2 separate regions of the Homo sapiens genome follow, and region 2 is linked to region 1. Evidence: chromatin loops called from intact Hi-C (ENCODE). Cell type or tissue: IMR-90. All regions are shown on one strand.

The links. Hi-C counts contacts between places; a loop is a spot of excess contacts. Peaks named below come from ENCODE experiments on the same cell type or tissue, not always from the same donor. Only the 100,000 strongest peaks of a DNase experiment are listed, where the experiment ranks them.
Region 2: a loop joins it to region 1, with 6 times the contacts of the local background. A loop is called at or near these places in 2 of 110 quality-filtered maps.

Annotation. Positions count from the first base shown.
Region 1 is chr11:112,218,070-112,222,069 of GRCh38, forward strand. BCO2 (beta-carotene oxygenase 2) reads left to right here. Exons shown (of 12, transcript NM_031938.7): 12 at 1-877. It also overlaps the pseudogene RPS12P21. Among named protein-coding and RNA genes, the nearest start is that of PTS, 6.4 kb to the right of the region's middle. RefSeq lists a silencer at 1,984-2,191. In IMR-90, a CTCF peak has its summit at 1,848 (motif pointing right); a DNase peak (open chromatin) is centred at 1,862.
Region 2 is chr11:112,363,342-112,367,341 of GRCh38, forward strand. No RefSeq gene overlaps it. Among named protein-coding and RNA genes, the nearest start is that of LINC02762, 95 kb to the left of the region's middle. RefSeq lists an enhancer at 2,152-3,351. In IMR-90, no CTCF peak of the experiment used is centred here; DNase peaks (open chromatin) are centred at 380, 1,760 and 3,670; H3K27ac peaks cover 3,003 bases.

The sequences.
Region 1 (4,000 bases):
CAATATACTCATGTAACAAGCCTGCACATGTACCCCAGAATCTAAAATAAAAATAAAAAGAAAAACAAAGAATGTACTCTATACAAAAGACAGAGCATAAAGGGCACCGTACCTCCCAAACCAATGTCCCAAATAGACATTTAGTTTAAAAATTTCTGTTAAAAACAGAATTCACTATTTCCTTGCCACTGCCAAGTCACGCCATGGCAGAGGCTCGAGTGCATACAAGCTTCGGTTTTACCCTTAATACACCATCATGACCAATGGAGGCATTGCTGCTGGAGGTGTCATGGCCATTAACACTACTTTATAAGAGGTGCGGAAGACTGCCCTCACTCATCATGGCCTAGCATGTGCAATTTGTGAAGCTGCCAAAGCGTTAGACAAGCACCAAGCCCACTTTTGTCTGCCTGCACCCAACTGCAATGAGCCTATGTATGTCAAGTTGGTGGAGTCCCATGGTGCTGAACACCAACTCACCCTAATTAAGGTTGATGACAACAAGAAACCAGAGGAATGGGTAGGCCTCTGTAAAACTGAGAGGGAAACCCCCGAAAAGTGGTTGGCTGCAGTTGTGCAGTAGTTAAGGACTAGGTCAAAGAATCTTAAGTCAAGGATGTCATCGAAGAGTATTTCAAATGTAAGAAATGAACAAATAAAACTTTGGCACTCATGTTTCTTAAGAAAAAACACCACAAAGCAGAATTCATAATATAACTATGGTTATAGATATTTATTTTTTAGGGCTCTTACTTGAAATAATTAAGAAAGTATTGATACAACCTTTTGAAGAGGGTTTTAAATTTCATTTATTGGATATATCTTCCTCTAGGTAATAATAAGAATACACGAAATAAAAATTCATGTATTTTGGTCATTACTGCAAGAATTAAAGAAAGAGGAAAGAAACATGAAAGGTGGCTTGCCAGTTAAGACAGGTTTATTTTAGAAAAAACAAACCCGAGAGGAGCCTTTTGGCTGAGTTAGATTAGAGGCACACTTTTTTACAGACTAAGAGTTTTTAAGGATTCAGGGTGGGAGAGTTTATTAGAGGCTTGGACTGCTTCTGTGTTTCTTTGTTGTGTTTATTTGGGAGGGAGAGTTGTGTGTTTGTTCCCATACATATTTTTTTGCAGCTGCAGGCATACCCCCCAAAGTCTGCTTTTAGCTTCCCTATCTTAGTGCACCTGAAGGGAGAGGAATGTCCTTATTAAGGCCCACTGTTTCACTGGGGCCCATTATATGAGGGTGAAATTTGGCAGTTACCCAAGAGACTTTCCCCCTACTTCCCTCTGTGCCCGTGCTGTTTTATTTGTGTTTTACTGTCTGCTTTTTCTGTTTGCTTGTAGTTAGAAGAGAAGTGATTTCCTTGAAATGCATGAGGCTAGAAAGGGAGCTGGAACTTAAAGTGGCGGTTTGTCCAAAATAAAGATGCTCCTGCTCTGTCAATTACCATCATCGGATAGGTGGATGACAGAGGTCCTAGGAGAAGAAATACAAATGATCATAGATAGTAGACTTTGAATACAAATCTGAAAAGCACCTTGTTCTTTCCATCACAGTCTGCCTGTTACCATTGGTCCTAAGGTACTCAGAAGACAGGAAGCTGGCTATATCCTGCATGGAGGCTTCTTCTAAACTGTTTTTTTCTCTGCTGTCCACAGCAGATGCTACTGCAATTGCACAACCCTCCTATGGACCACCCACTACCCCCACCCCACCCTCAGCTCGGCTTTGGGAGCTTATTTTGAGGAACATCACTAAAATCAGGCATTTATTCTAATCTCTACGTGTATAGTTCTCAGGGATGGATGACAAGCCAGTAGTGCTTCATTTAATTGGACAGCAGGTGGCACTAGAGACCATATAATCTTCACATTTCTAAACCCTGCCTGATCTTACCAACAGCCGTAGGCAGGCAAGGTCTGTCACTTAAACGACACTCTTGCCAACACCCCCAAAATCCCTTGTTCCCTTTTCCTTCAGTTACACTCCCTTCCCTCTGCTGAACACCATTCCAGGACCAGTTAAACTGTTTATGCTCCTTCCACATGGTGAATGCTCTGGAGAAGACCCCCAGACATACAATATGTGGCACCTGTGAACTCATGGTTAGGCTCTCTGCACCGTCCTGGACTAACATAGTTTCCTGTCTAATTTTCCTTAAGAGTCACTTCAAACTTCACAGACCCCATCTTCTTTAGTGATGTGTTCCATACATGCAAATGCCATGCGTGGAGCTTTGCACTGTGGCAATAAAGTAAAAGGGCTGAGTTCCATGTCTGGGTTTGTGAGATGCAGAACACAGCAGCAGGTTTAGAATGGCAAGAAGATGCCTAAACAGAACTAATGCAGCAGATGCAGGAGCAAAGAGCCTCAGGTAACCATGAGAGTGTAAGTCCCCCAGTGTTTCCTTTCACAGAAGTCCCTGAAAAGGCATTCATTGTACTTCCTCAGACAAAACATGGAGATTTGATTGATCTTCCTAGATCTGAAGGGTGAAGGAGACTCTGGATGACCTCTGGCAAGTCCATAGATCTGTCACATCTTTCCTCTGTTTATAAATCTCTATCTTAATACACAGGGAATGAAGTTCAGACATATGAAGGATAGCAGTATAATCATAAGATTTTGACCTAAGGATACCTGAATTCTGCCTTGGCTCTGCTCTGCTCTCTGTTTCTTGAAGGAGAACACAAAAAAGGATCAGTGGCATGTTATAATCTAGGCATATATGCCTGGTAATCCAAGGGAGAAAGTTCTGGTAAAATTGAGTGAGCATATGACCAAGGCCCAAAGCATAGGCTGGGCCTCTTCCTCTGCCTAAGCCCAACTCTTACCACTAGCCAGTGTCTGAGGATTCAAGGAAAGGGAGTAAGTGGTGCACAATTGAGGGGAAAAGGAAGAGGCAAATGGGCAGGTTGGGTCCTCCACAGGAGGCAAGCAGTAGGAAAACGTATGAACCAGCCAGCTAGGCCTCCTTGGGGCAGGGTGGGAGTAGGGGAGAGCTTTGGCTTGATTTTTTTTTTTTTCCTCTGAGCATAGCTCTGGAGAGTAAGCAACACCATGTGTGGTACTTCTAACACATTGTAGGCCTGCCTGTGAGTCAACAAGGCCCAACCAGTGCCTGGAAATGTGATTTAAGCAGATGAAAATTCCCTTTTTGTGGGGAGCTACAAGGGAGATAAGGGGGTGAAACCTCCTTTCGTTTATACTTAAATGACATTCAAGGCCTTTCAATAATTTGGTCCCCAATCAATGTTTCCAGTCTTACCTCTCACCTATCTCCCCATTGTAGCCAAGAACTCTTCAATATGCAGTAAACAAGCTGTACTTTTCCACATTTCCTTTGCTTACATTCTCTTCCTGGAATTCCCTTATCTACCTGGTGAATCTTAAAATCCAGCTCAAAAGTCATCTCTTCTTTGAAGCCTTCTTTTACTTCCTGAGGGAGAATTAGTGTTTTTTTTCTTTTTTAGTTTGTCATGATTTATTTCTGTGTTTAGCTCCCTCACTAGCTTGAACTGTATGAGGACAGGAAACGTGTTTATTATTCATACTGCGCCCCTGGCACTTAGCAGTGCACTTGGCATTCATTAGATGTTAAATAAACACTTTTTTTTTAACTTAATAAGTGAATGAGGACCAGAAGGTGATAGATATGGGGCCTACCTTGCCAATATATGTCCATTGGAGTACCTTATGGGATCTTTTTTTTGGTGGGGGGGCTTGGGGGTATTTATTAAGTGATGCTTTAGTCTCAGTCTCTGCCAGCAACTGGGGTGTGGGTTGACTCCACTCGCCCCAGGATTTCCCAGACTTGCTGTTTTAGTGGAGAGAGGCAGGAAGCCAACTATCCTCTAAGCCCCAGCTTGGGAAGCTAGGCTAGTACTGGGGTGGGGGCAGCAGAGCTGAGACCCTCCACCCCCACCCCCAGCCCCCAGCCTCCCAGCCTGAGGGGGAGGAGCTGAGGCAATTTTGGCCGCAGCCTCCCACACAC
Region 2 (4,000 bases), 150 kb after region 1:
CTAGCTAAGCATCAATAGATGAAATCATAAAACCATTAAACACCAAGAGCAATAATGGGAAACTGCGTCTGGTGGTAATGAAATTAAGTGTCTTTATGAGGTCACTTTATTACTTTTCTCCTCGGCTCTCTTGCCCTCCCAAGTACATGGTGACTGCTGCTCCTAATTGCTGTTTCACTAAAATGCACAATGCTCTCCATTTTGTGTTTTAAATTCCATGTATTTCTAGGGCCTTCAGGATCACTAAACCCTCCACCAAGAGAATGCAATAGAAGTGGCGGTTATGAAAGTTTCTGGAAGTGGCCCAGTAGTACAGAAGAATGAGGATAGCAGAAAGGGTTGAGAAGGAATTAAGAAAGACCTGCTGGACTTTACTGAGCCCACACTGATGAGTCATGTGGTCAAGGTTGAGCCCATGCAACTTTGGCACAGCCTCCAAAGCCAGGGCAAAGTCACTCACAGAGGGACTGGATGGCTATGGTTAGACCTGTGCTTGAACCATGCTTTTCAGCTTGGGAGCAAACTCATATGCATAATTTCCTTTGACCCTGTGACAATCCCATATGATACGTTTTTACTCTCACTTTTCAGATGAGGAAACTGAGGCTCATAGAATCACCCGGGTCCTGCTGCTGCGTAGAGGGCAAAGCTGGTGTGCTTTCCCCATGCCAGAGGCCTTAGGGGTCTGGAGCCCACTCACTTGCTAGTGATTTAAACCTTGTGCAACCAAACTCATGGCACCATACTTAATGCAATAATTCAAGAAACATTCTTTGAGTATCTACTGTAGGCTAGGGATACAATGAGCAAAACAGAATCCTTCTCTATCCTCAGGGAACTTAGATGTACCTGGGGAGAGTTCCACAAGCAACAACGTGTGGTGAGTTAGGTGAATCAGAGAGAAAGCACCATGTTACGGAAGCTGCTGGCAGGAGGCTCCGATCTCATCTACAGGACAGAGAAGCCTTCCTGGAGGAAGCAAGGTTTGAGATGAAACCTGAAGGGTAGAAGATAAATAGATGAAGGAGGGGGAAGAGCACGCAGGCCAGGAGGAAGCCTGCACAAAGGCGTGTCTAACATGTAAGAGAAATTGGTGGCTGAGGAACTGGATTGATTTAGGAGGCATCATCAATTGATAAGGCTAAGGAACTGATTCAATTGTGGGGCTCATGGAGAGACAGGAATTAGGAACCCGCTCCCCCCACAACCCCAGTTCCTGACGTGGCCACCTGTGGGATGGCAGTGCATTTACTGAGACAGGGAGTGCTGTGGAGGAGCCTAATAGTGGAAGTGAGGTTGGGAGAAGATAATGAACGGTTATCTTATCTATGGTGATGAAAATGAGCCCTAAAAGGCAGTTCAGCTGACCCAGCTTTGTTATGATCTCAGGGCCAAGAACTGAATTAAAGCCCCGATGTAGACATGGTGTTAATTATTTCATTGAGGCCACCCATTAAGGCTGTAAACACTGAGTTTGTTTCCACCCTACTGAGAAATCGAAAGGACAGAGTGAAGCTTCAACATGATCGTCACCAGCTGGAACAATCAGGCTTAACACGATGAAATTTAACAGGGACAAATTTAAATTACACTCCTTAGGTTCGCAAAATCTGTTGTTTCTGTAAAGGATGAAAAACCTGACTTAACAGCAGCTCATGTCAACAGAACCTAATAGAGTCAGTTGGCTATGAATTCCACACAAGCTGACATGGTGATGTGGCTGGCCTTTTGTAAGGAACATGGCTATACTGCAGCCAAGCAAGGATAGGCCGAGGTAAACATCCTGCGTGACTCAGCCAGTTTATAGCGCAGGAGCATAGCTCCACTTGTTGTATAATCACAGCCATGTAGCCATAACATGGGAAGGCTCATCACTTGGCTTGGAGCCACTATCATCTGTAAAAGGTATAATTTCCCTGCTGACACTGTACAGGCATGCTTGTGTCCAGAGAAAGAGAGAGAGAAAGCCAGAGCTGTCTGTTTTGTAAACGGACATGGGGGAGCCAGGACACAGCTTGGCTTGCTTGTGCCCGTAGGGCAAGAGTTAAGCTGCTAACCCTGAAGAGAGAGCTGGTTGTGCAGCTGTATGTGGGAGCCACCGGAGCAAGCAGCCAAGACGGAGACAGTGTAAGAGAGATGCTGAATAAAACCACATTTCACCTACTTACGGCCCCCTAAGAGTTCTTCCTATCCATCCGCCATTCATCCACCCACTCCCTTAGGACCTCAGCATGGGCTGGAACCTGACCTTAAACTTAACACCCTTCTTCCACTTCTAATGTCCCCTTGATGTATGAGATATTGGAGAGGAACCCATGAAGCTTCCTCTGATCAGGATAGAGAAGAACCTGTAAGAAAAGTGCAGCAGCCAAGGAGAGAGGCCAGCTCAGAGATATGTCTGTAGGGAAGTCAGGGCTGGCTTGTAGGCTCGAATGTTGGGGAGCTGCATGCCATGTGATTGGAGGGTGTCTCTAACAAAACACCTGAAAAAAAAAGAGGCAAGGGACATAATTCTTAGCTAACAAGGGGGCCTCAGAGAGAGGGATTTGTTAGGGCTAGGAGAAGAAGGAAGGATGCACCAAGGAAATGATAAAGGATGAAGCATTGCAGAAAAGCCAATTGCTGTATTAATTCATTTCAGTCATGTGTTTGAGCTCTGATTTTGTGTATAGCCCTATGCTGTGGGAAATGCTATGAAACAACAGCCACAGAGTCAACAGCGCTGATTGGTATGGCTCAGATGACCAGTGCTGTTCAGAGGATGGTGAGGGGTCACCAGGGAAGAAGCCATGGAGGAGCTGAAGCTTGAGCAGGCCCTTGATGGAAGGGGTTGGGGAAGATGTCACTGCAGAGCGTGAGCTGGGGAAGATGAAGAAATCAGCTGACTGGAGTCTTCAGAAATGGGGTGGAATAGGTAAGGGAAAGCCCAGATCTGGGCATGCTTGGTGGGCCAGGGAGGAGCTGAGATGGGTGGAAGGTGTGGAGGTGAGCTCTTACCTGGGGAATACAGAGTTCGTGGAAGGGTCTCCTGGCTCCTGGCTGGTGAAGCTGAATTGAATAATGACGCTGAACCTATAACTTTCCTCTTGATTGTTTTCTCTCATCGTAGCGTGTGCCCTGTGTTGTTGACTACCCTTGTGTTGTGCTGATATTCCATCACAGAGGTGAGTGCCCAGAGAACGGTAAGGAGGGAAGCCCAGAGGAAAGGCTTTGCGGGGAGAATCCCCACTGCTTTCTTATGGGAAATCAAATGAATGAGATAGGGGTGAGCAGGTAATATCTAAATTGTACAGAGTCCCCCTTCTTCCTTCTTTTCTTCCTTTCTTTCTTCCCTGGTATGGTTTGAATGCATCCCCCCAAAGTCATGTGTTAGATAGTCCCCAAGGCAAGTGTTGTGAAGTGGGACCTAATGGGAGGTGTTTAGGTCATGAGGGCTCTCCCCTCATGAATGGATTAATGCTGCCATATAAAGGGTTTCTGGGAGTGGGCTCTCTCTCATCCTGCCTTCCATCATGTGAGGACACAACGTGCAAGGCACCATCGTGGAAGAACAGAATGTCTTCATCTGACATCGAACCTGCTGATGCCTTGACCTCAGACTTCTCAGCCTTCAGAACTGTGAGACAATAAATTTCTGTTTACAAATTACTCAGCCTGTGGTATTCTGTTATAGCAACACAAAAAGAAGCCACCCCCCATTCCTCACTCCCTCCAACCTTTACTGAGCAATAGCTGCCTAACTGTTTTGTGCTAAGGGATGGAGATACAAAGATGACTGGAACACAGTTTCTGCTCCCTAGGAGTTCTCAGTCAAGACACACAAGTAAGTAACACAGCTCTTTGATCTTAGAATGTACTCTCAATATACTAACAGATTTTCAGAAGAAAAAAAGTTAGAAACACTACCACACTCAGTGTCCACATTAGCAAAACATTCTGGTTTCAGAAACACTCAAGTGTGAAAAAAAAGTGTTTTAAAATTGAGCAGTATGAACAGAGT